2 separate regions of the Homo sapiens genome follow, and region 2 is linked to region 1. Evidence: chromatin contacts called from ENCODE Hi-C or POLR2A ChIA-PET data. All regions are on one chromosome and are shown on one strand. Each heading gives the region's core, a stretch centred on a gene start or an enhancer-like site at or near the end of the contact. The rest is flanking DNA. Distances are from core to core; before and after follow the strand shown.

The links. Hi-C counts contacts between places; a loop is a spot of excess contacts on that map. ChIA-PET counts read pairs that join two places held with the same protein, here RNA polymerase II (POLR2A). Pooled maps may share reads with other maps.
Region 2: a pooled map shows a loop between it and region 1 (2.4-fold over the local background). The contact joins two enhancer-like sites. A Hi-C loop is called at or near these places in 2 of 37 single-sample maps with no recorded cell type and 3 of 50 pooled maps. POLR2A ChIA-PET finds 5 or more read pairs at or near these places in 4 of 52 experiments (CD8-positive, alpha-beta memory T cell, GM10248, OCI-LY7 and 1 more).

Annotation. Positions count from the first base shown.
Region 1 is chr5:55,900,718-55,905,129 of GRCh38, reverse strand. All of the region lies in intron 8 of IL31RA (interleukin 31 receptor A), which reads right to left. Among named protein-coding and RNA genes, the nearest start is that of IL31RA, 52 kb to the right of the region's middle. RefSeq lists enhancers at 1,228-1,727, 1,289-1,938, 1,728-2,229. Within about 2 kb of position 1,914, at least 2 of the 41 ENCODE cell types and tissues checked have a DNase peak (open chromatin) inside an H3K27ac peak, as active enhancers do.
Region 2 is chr5:56,145,814-56,149,937 of GRCh38, reverse strand. The region is part of intron 6 of ANKRD55 (ankyrin repeat domain 55); the gene reads left to right. It also overlaps the pseudogene RNA5SP184. Among named protein-coding and RNA genes, the nearest start is that of ANKRD55, 85 kb to the left of the region's middle. RefSeq lists a cis regulatory region at 968-1,468. Within about 2 kb of position 1,262, at least 4 of the 41 ENCODE cell types and tissues checked have a DNase peak (open chromatin) inside an H3K27ac peak, as active enhancers do.

The DNA of each region.
Region 1 (4,412 bases), core at 665-3,164:
TCCTGGGTTCAAGTGATTCTTGTGCCTCAGCCTCCCGAGTAGCTGGGACTATAGGTACATGCTAACACACCTGGCTAATTTTTTGTATTTTTAGTAGAGATGGGGTTTCACCATGTTGGCCAGGCTGGTCTCAAACTTCTGACCTCAAGTGATCTGCCCAGCTCAGTCGGTCTCCCAAAGTGCTGGGATTACAGGCACGAGCCACCACGCCCAGCCAGGAAGAGTGTTTCAATGAATGTCAGAGATGATCCTGGATACAGGCACAAAAGTGTCCTGCAAAAAAAAAAAAAAAAAGAAACCCAAAAGTCTTTTGAAGCTGGAAGCCTAGGCCACATGTAGGAATCTGGGGTGGGGACCAGGGGTCCTGCATCCTGCTATTCCTTGGCAACAAACCCCAGCAGGCTGTGTGTATATTTAGGAGTCTTGTTCTTGTAAGCCACAGTTGACGGATCCTTTTCCCAAACAGGGTCCTTATGAGACACTCCAGGGGCTAGTCCTAGCAGCAAGGCCAGGTAAGTTGTCAACCTGAAAAGGTAACTCTGAGAAGGACAACTGAGGCATGGAGGAAATGTGAAGCCACAGAAGGAGCAGAGGCCGGGGCAAGAAGCACAGAGCCTGGAGATTGACCCCACCTAACCCTAGGGCTCTGAGTTTCTCCTTCCAGCCTTCCCCTGCTCACCGCCTGGAAGCATACCCAGCCAGTCCTGGCTGAAAGTCCCTGCTGGAGCCTTGGAGATGTAACTAGACTCTTCTAGCAGCCAATGTTGGCGCTCCACCCAGACCCACTCAGCTTCCTTCTTACTGTGTGCTTGTGTTTTGCTTGGCTGGGATGACTATGAGATGTCACTCACACTCTAGATAGAGTCCCCTGCAAGATCCAGTGGGAACCCCCCTCCCTGGGGCTTTTATCTCAGATTGTACCTGTTACAGGTTGAATTGTATCCCCCCAAAGTATATACCCAGTGCCACACAATGTGACTGTATTTGGAAATAGGCCATTGCAGATGTAATTAGTTAAGACAGTGGGCCCTTTATAAGAAAAGAGGAATCTGGGCATGGAAACAGAGACACACAAGAAGCTAGCCATGTGAAGACTGAAGCAGAGATTGGATTTATGGGAGTTACTGGAGCTACCACAAGCCAAGGAATACCTGGGGCCACTACAAGCTGGAAGGGGTAAGGAAGGATTCTCCCCTAGAGACTTTAGGGAGCATGGCCAACCAGCACCTTGATGTGGGACTTCTGGCCTCCAGGACCATGAGACAATAAAGTTCTGTTGTTTGAAGCCCCCCAGTCTGCAGTGCTTCGTTTTGGCAGCCCTGAAAGCCCACCTTCATCTCAGCCTCTGCCCTGTCCTGGCCTGCTTCTGCAGCTTCCTCATCTCCCTGGAGGCACTTTTTTAAAAAATGATTGCCCACAAATCCTGGCCTGAAGAAGCCAGTGTTGGTGTCTAAACCCACACTCCTTCTCACCAACACTGGAGCTCTGAGGAGCAGGGAGATCCGGGTCTAAAGCGCCAAGTGCACTGCAGAGACTGCGGAGACCACAGGGGCGTGGCGCCGGCCCCAGGAAACCATGAGTCAACCTTGAAAGGGGAAAGCCTGGCCACACCAAGGGGCGCCAAAAGGGGAATTTCCAAGTCATCACTCTACTCAATATAAACGAATCGCCGGGTCCTTCCATCATTCAACAAGAGCTTTCTGAGCAATTACTCCAAACATCCCCAGGTGTGGTGGGAAACACAGATCCTTCCTTGAAGAAGCAGGGAGGGGCTTTGACTGTGAAAGCCATTGATTTCTTGTGATCTGCATGAAGACAGTCACCCGGGGCTCACGTGCTGGTGCTGCTTCTCCTTTGCCAACCGTCCTGGCCCATCCTGAGCTCTGCCCCAACTTGGGCCCATCTTCCTCCTCTGGCCTTATGACACAGTGGCCGGGCTTTCCGATGCCCTGCCTGGGACCACGCCACCGCTGCCTGCTGTCTCGGGTCTCACAAAACCCAGGGCGTGCTGAGCAGAAGGAACCTCATTCCAAGCCCTTATTCCAAGAGGGGAACGTGGAGGCCCGCACAGGTCAATAACCAGTTCAGTGTCACACAGCATCTGTGACCGGAATTCAAGTCACTTTATGAATAACACATCTAAGGTTGTGGGATATGGTACAAGTTGGGAATCCTGCAGATCCGAGCTGGAATCATCCCACTCCAGAGACCTTGGGCACATTACTAAGCTTGCCTGAATCCCTTTGCCGTCTATAAAATAGATCTCACAGCATCTACATCATGAGTCATGTCAAGGCTAAAATGGGAAAACCTATGTTATCTTAGCACAATTCCTGACACATACTAGTAGACAATGTATGATAACTATTACTTAATGATAGTTATACTTACAAAAATTATCTTATTATTCTCTAGTTATTATTCTCATTCTCCAGTTGCCTCCACTTTAGTAAGCAAAATTCTGTAGAATATTACTTTCTTTTGTTTGTTTTTGAGACAGGGTCTCGCTCTGTCACTCAGGCTGGAGTGCAGTGGTACAATCTCGGCTCACTGCAGCCTCAACCTCTTTGGCTCAAGCGATTCTTCCCCCTCAGCCTCTCAAGTAGCTGGGACTACAGGCACATGCCACCAGGCCTGGCTAATTTTTGTATTTTTTTTTTTTTTTTTTTTGTAGAAACAAGGTTTCACTATGTTGCCTGGACTTGTCTTGAACTCCTGAACTCAGCGATCCACCCGTCTTGGCCTCAAAGTGCTGGGATTACAGGCGTGAGCCATCGTGCACATCCAGAACATTATTTTCTTTTATGTCTGGGACTAGCATCTGTAAAGTTTCTCTGTAAAGAGCCAGATAGCAAATATTTTAGATTTTAGGTTTTGTGGGCTAGGTCGTCTCTGTCATAACTATTCAACTTAGCCACCGTTGCACAAAAGAAGCCATAAATAATATGTGAGCAAATATGTGTGGTTGTGTTAGAGTGAAACTTCATTTACAATAACAAGTGTCCAACCAGATTTAACCTGCAAGCTGCAGTGTGCCAATACCTGATCTAGGACCCTTATAATTGATGATCACACAGTCGTATCTGACACAAAGCCAAAAAAAACCTAAGTGAATTTAGCATAACTTTAAAGTGTATTTTATAATATTTTTAAAGTCGATAATCTGTGTCTAACAGAAATTTGATCAATCAGAAATTTTATTAAGAATGACAATAAGCCAGGAGCAGTGGCTCACGCCTGTAATCCCAGCACTTAGGGAGGCTGAGGCAGGTGGATCACCTGAGGTCAGGAGTTCGAGACCAGCCTGACCAACATGGAGAAACCCCGTCGCTACTAAAAATACAAAATGAGCCTGGTGTGGTGGCACATGCCTGTAATCCCAGCTACTCAGGAGGCTGAGGCAGGATAATTGCTTGAACCTAGGAGGTGGAGGTTGTGGTGAGCTGAGATCACACCATTGCACTCCAGCCTGGGCAACAAGAGCGAAACTCCATCTCAAAAATTAATAATAATAATAATAATAATAATAATAATAATAATAATGACAATAGTAATAATTAGCACCAGACAAAGCATTTTACATACATGATCTCATTTAATCTTCACTACAGCTCTGTGAGGTAGGTATTATTATATAATAGCTCCATTTTACGAGTAGCTAATCTTCAGAGAAGTTAGGTAACTTGCCCAAGGTTAATGGTATCTTGTGGAAGAGCAAAGATTTGAACCCGGGGCTGCTGGACTCCAAAGCCCATGCTTTTATACCCTATTCTTTACCACCTCCCATCCTGGGGCCACACTGGGAAACTGAGGTTACTATTTAACAGCACCTCTATTAATAAAGAATGTGTGCCCCAATGACACGTGCATTTGTCAGGAACTTCATCACTAGGGTGTTGGACAGGCGGGAACTAGGATGTCAGGAAATGAGGACTACAGGGAGTACTATTAAATGCTAACTAAAATAATATCAAGTGTAGCTCAAAATACAAAAATATAAATATCTAGGAATTATAAAATGAGGGTTTAAGGAGAAGAGATGGAAGGCAGCACAGGCAGAGAATTCTAGAACTGGTTGTGTAAATGTCTGAACCAGTCTAGGTGTAAGCAAATAGAGAAAGGTGGTGAATTGGAGAGAACATTCCTGACTATGATATGTTTCCACAAATAGTTACTGCACACCTGCTCTATGCCAACTGCTCTATGCTATTTTAAGTGTTGGGAATTAGGTTAAAAAAAAGAAAGGAAAACAGACAAAAAATCACTGCCTTCATGGCATTTACATCCTATTGAGGAAGAAAAAGGTAGTAAAATAAATAAGATAATTTATAGAATAAGGGATAGTACTAAGTTTGAAAGAGAAAAATAAGAGAGAAAAGAGGAAATCTATTGTCTGCAATTCTTTGAATGAA
Region 2 (4,124 bases), core at 13-2,512, 250 kb before region 1:
CCCAGGAGGTGGAGGTTGCAGTAAGCCGAGATGGTGCCACTGCACTCCAGCCTGGGTGACAGAATGAGACTCCGTCTCAAAAAAAAAAAAAAAAGAAGTTAGTGAAAATAAAGATGTAATTATTTCTCTGATGAAACTCACACATCCTTATTTCTATCCATGGATAGAGCTCTTGCTCTAGTGGCAATTTCCAAAAAAAAACCTCCCAAAAGTATTTTGAGCAATGAGTAGAATAATTGTATAGCCTCCCAAGGTGATCTCCTTGGAACAGGAAGATTGTTTTATTTTAATTATTCAACAAATATTTGTTCAGTACCTGCCATGTCTCATGTGGGCTTCATCCCTGCTATGATGGAGTTCACAGTTTAGTGCAGAAGAATGTAGATGTTCTTTTTTTGTTGAAAATTAAATCTATCAACTTAGGCTTCTATTCTGAAGGCTTTGTTTTATAAGTTTGTTCTTGTTAGAATTGGCTCCTAGACTTCTATGGCCTAAGTTCGTTTTATTGTTTTTCTTGTCTGATTTAAATTATGAAAACTCCCATTCTAAAGTCTTTTTTTAAAAATGTCAGACATATTATTCTTATAATTATTACAGGGAGAAAGTGAGAGTTTTTAAAGAGTGTCGTTATTAGCAGCCCTTCCTAGTGCCCTAAAATCCAACCTCAGAGTATTCTTGGCCTTCAGTTACAGTCTTTGGCTATCGTGATGCTCACCGTCTATCTACTCAGTTTAGGAAATTCCAAAACAAAGACAATGAATTAATTTACTAAGCTTTCTGATGTATAAGATTGTTTTTCAAATAAAAATGAAAGAAAATGGCTTTCATTACTGTACTTGTAACACCATCTAGTTTTTAAAACTAGATCTACTTTTAAAGTACATATTAATTCCAATTTTTTATCTAAGGGAGACCCTCTATCACTTTTGTTGGGGGTGATCATATATGATTAGAGGATTAAGTATGTTAATTTTTAAATGTCAACCAGAGCCAAGCTGCTGGAAATTCTAGATCCTTCAAAGCATCTGGAATTGTTTACTGACCTCTCAGCCAGCAGACACCTGCTATAATTCTTAACCCTCCCCCTCCACCACCCCACCCCGAACCGCCAACCAAGACGGGGAACAAACCAAGCACCCAGCCACATCAACATTTCTCTCTGTGTGCCTTTCAGTGTTGTCTAGAGACACTCTAAAAGTACAGTTCTGAAACATGAAACCTGCTAAGCACTAAAGCAGATTTCTGGTTCAGAAAACACAAAAGTGGTTTTGAAAAAAAAAAAATGTTCTGAGAAGCTGATAGGACTTGTAAGCCTTTAACTGAAATTGTGGTGGCACAGGTTCAAGGCGCAGAATTACTCATCAACACAAGACACTGTTCCAAAGCAACCCTACTATGCACCCAACAGTTAGAACATACATTTTGTCTTATCAGCAATCTAAAATCAGATCCCAAGTCAACCAAAACTTAACATTTCCCCTCAAAACATTCTGGAGAGCTTATATTTTTAACTGAATATGTGTTCCTCCTCACTCTTTGAGCCAATCAATACTTTTTGATTTTCAGAAGAGTAGAATTCTCCCGTCACCAGGGCCATCTGGGTGTTTGTTGCAACATGCCTGATAGTGACTGCTAGATTGTCAGCTCCTAGATGCTTCGAAGGCTCAGTTTATCCCTCAGTGAAACTCCAGGAAGTAACTGGTTGGAAAGGTCTCCATAACTTGGACACAGATGGCTGTCTTATCCAACAGACTCTGATTTTATATTCCCTATGAGTCCAAGTGATCTTTGATAAGCTGCAATTCACTAATTAATTCTTCCAGTAAGCATTTCTTGAACACTTACTGTGTGCTCAGTGCAGGGAGCATACCATGCTGAATATGCCACAGCATCTGCCTTTATGTGCATCACAGCTTAATCGTGATTTCTGTCACTGCTTAGTACAGATACCAATTGCTAAGCCTGATGTTTGCCCCTTAACTGGTCACCAGAATTTTAACATAAGACAACTACAATTTCTGCGGGCCCAACAGAAGTTGAAGAAAGAAGAAGAAGAAAGGAGAAGGAAGCAGTTGTAGGAAAATGTTCCTAAATAAAGTGTGCAATACCAACCGCTGCCTTTGAGCTGCTTTTGAAAGCTTTGGTTTTCACATTATTAACTCTAAGAGGATTTATTCTTATTTCTCATCAGCCCAAATGAAAAAAAGAAAAAGAAAAAAAAGCGGCAGGAAATTTCCCTTTACTTGACTGAGTGTTCACAGCCCATTTATATTGCACAAGTATTTAGAAAAGTAATGAAGTAATTTGGGTCTTGATTTGGAGCCATTCAGAGGATCACCAGTTATTTTCAAGATGTTCTCAAGTTTTGTGGTGACGGTGAACTGGGTGGGAGAATATGTATTATGTATGTGTATATATCTTATAAAAATAAATGTTTGCCAACTGCACTTTCAGGAGGACCCTTGAGGCAATGCCAAATGAAACAAAAATATAGGGTACCAATCCTTACACTAGTAAGAACCATCATTTTAGAAAGTAAGACAACCTTGAATCCAGCTACAATTACAAAGAAAGGAATTTTTTAGCATCTGAGCTCATTCCCAAAATGAAATTCTACCACCATGATGTGTGGAAAGAACATTTTTTTCTCCAGAGTCAGAGAAACAAGTATTGAACCCTAGCTCTACCATGGACTCAGTCAATGGCCTTAGGCAAATTACTTAATCTGTATTTCAGTTTCCTTGCCTGTAAAATAGGCTTAAAACTACTAACCCCTTAGGATCATGTAAAGATTCTATGAGATAGAATATACAAAGCTCTTGGCACCAAGTAGGTGTATGAAAAATGATAGCACTCCTCCCACCCCACCCCTTCACCAAACTATGCAAGAGTTGGGTTTTGTGGGGGGGTTTCTTGCGGTTGTTTAAAGAGAATAACTCTTAAAGTCTGAAACTGTATTTAGGAGACAATAATTAACACTGCATTACCATTGTTTAATTCACAACCACATTTTCGCACTGAATTCCCACATCTCTAAATCATACTTCTGCATATACTCATTGCCATCTACCTCACGTTTGACAGTGCAGTGGTCTATGGCCAGAACCACCCTGAACGCACCTGACCTCAGAAGTTAAGCAGGGTTAGGCCTGGTTAGTAATTGGATGTGAGATAGTACAGTAGTACAAAGGACAAGATTGTTTGGAGCACTCATCAAAAATCCTGACAAGTTTCAGCTAATGAGTTGGTAACAATGATCATATCAGACAAGTTCATTGTCTATAAAGGAGAGGTCATGTTCTGCCTTTCTTCTGTGTATGATTTTAAAAAGCAAAGCCAAATTTTTACGAAGAAATTCGGCCGGGTGCAGTGGTTCACTCTTGTAATCCCAGCATTTTGGGAGGCTGAGGTGGGCTGCTAAGGTCAGGAGCTCGAGACCAGCCTGGCCAACATGGTGAAACCTGTCTCTACTAAAAACTACAAAAATTAGGCAGGCGTGGTGGCGGGCACCTGTAATCTCAGCTACTTGGGAGGCTGAGGTAGGAGAATCCCTTGAACCTGGGAGGTGGCAGTTGCAGTGAGCCGAAATTGCGCCATTGCACTCCAGCCTGGGCGACAGAGCGAAACTCCATCTCAAAAAAAAAAAAAAATCAGTGGAGCATAGTAAGTCATTCGTTCCGTTAATAAGTGTTTACTCAGCATCTATAATGTGCCTGGCACCATTCTAGGATCTAGGAATTCAGACTGGCAAACAAAGGCCCTGCTCTCATGCAACTTACGCTCCAGTAACTTGAAAAGTTTTGGCACTTCGTGATGAAGCCAATGACTTCATTTCATCACTTCATTTGCAATGAAGCAAATGGGACTAAGAACTGGGAAACGGGCTATCCATGCATTATTTTTAAAATATAATTTAATTTTAAAATATAATTCCCTTGTGTTAGATTTCTAACCCCAGTGTGCCCAGTTAAAAATGAAGAGGACCAATTAGAATGTACTGAGGTATTCTGATTTCCAAGTAAATATTCAGCTATTGGAATAAGAATAAGAAGTTCCATTGCTTTTATACCAGCATTGTTTTTCATATGGAACCAATTTCTTGAAATATCCTCAAGAGTATCTCT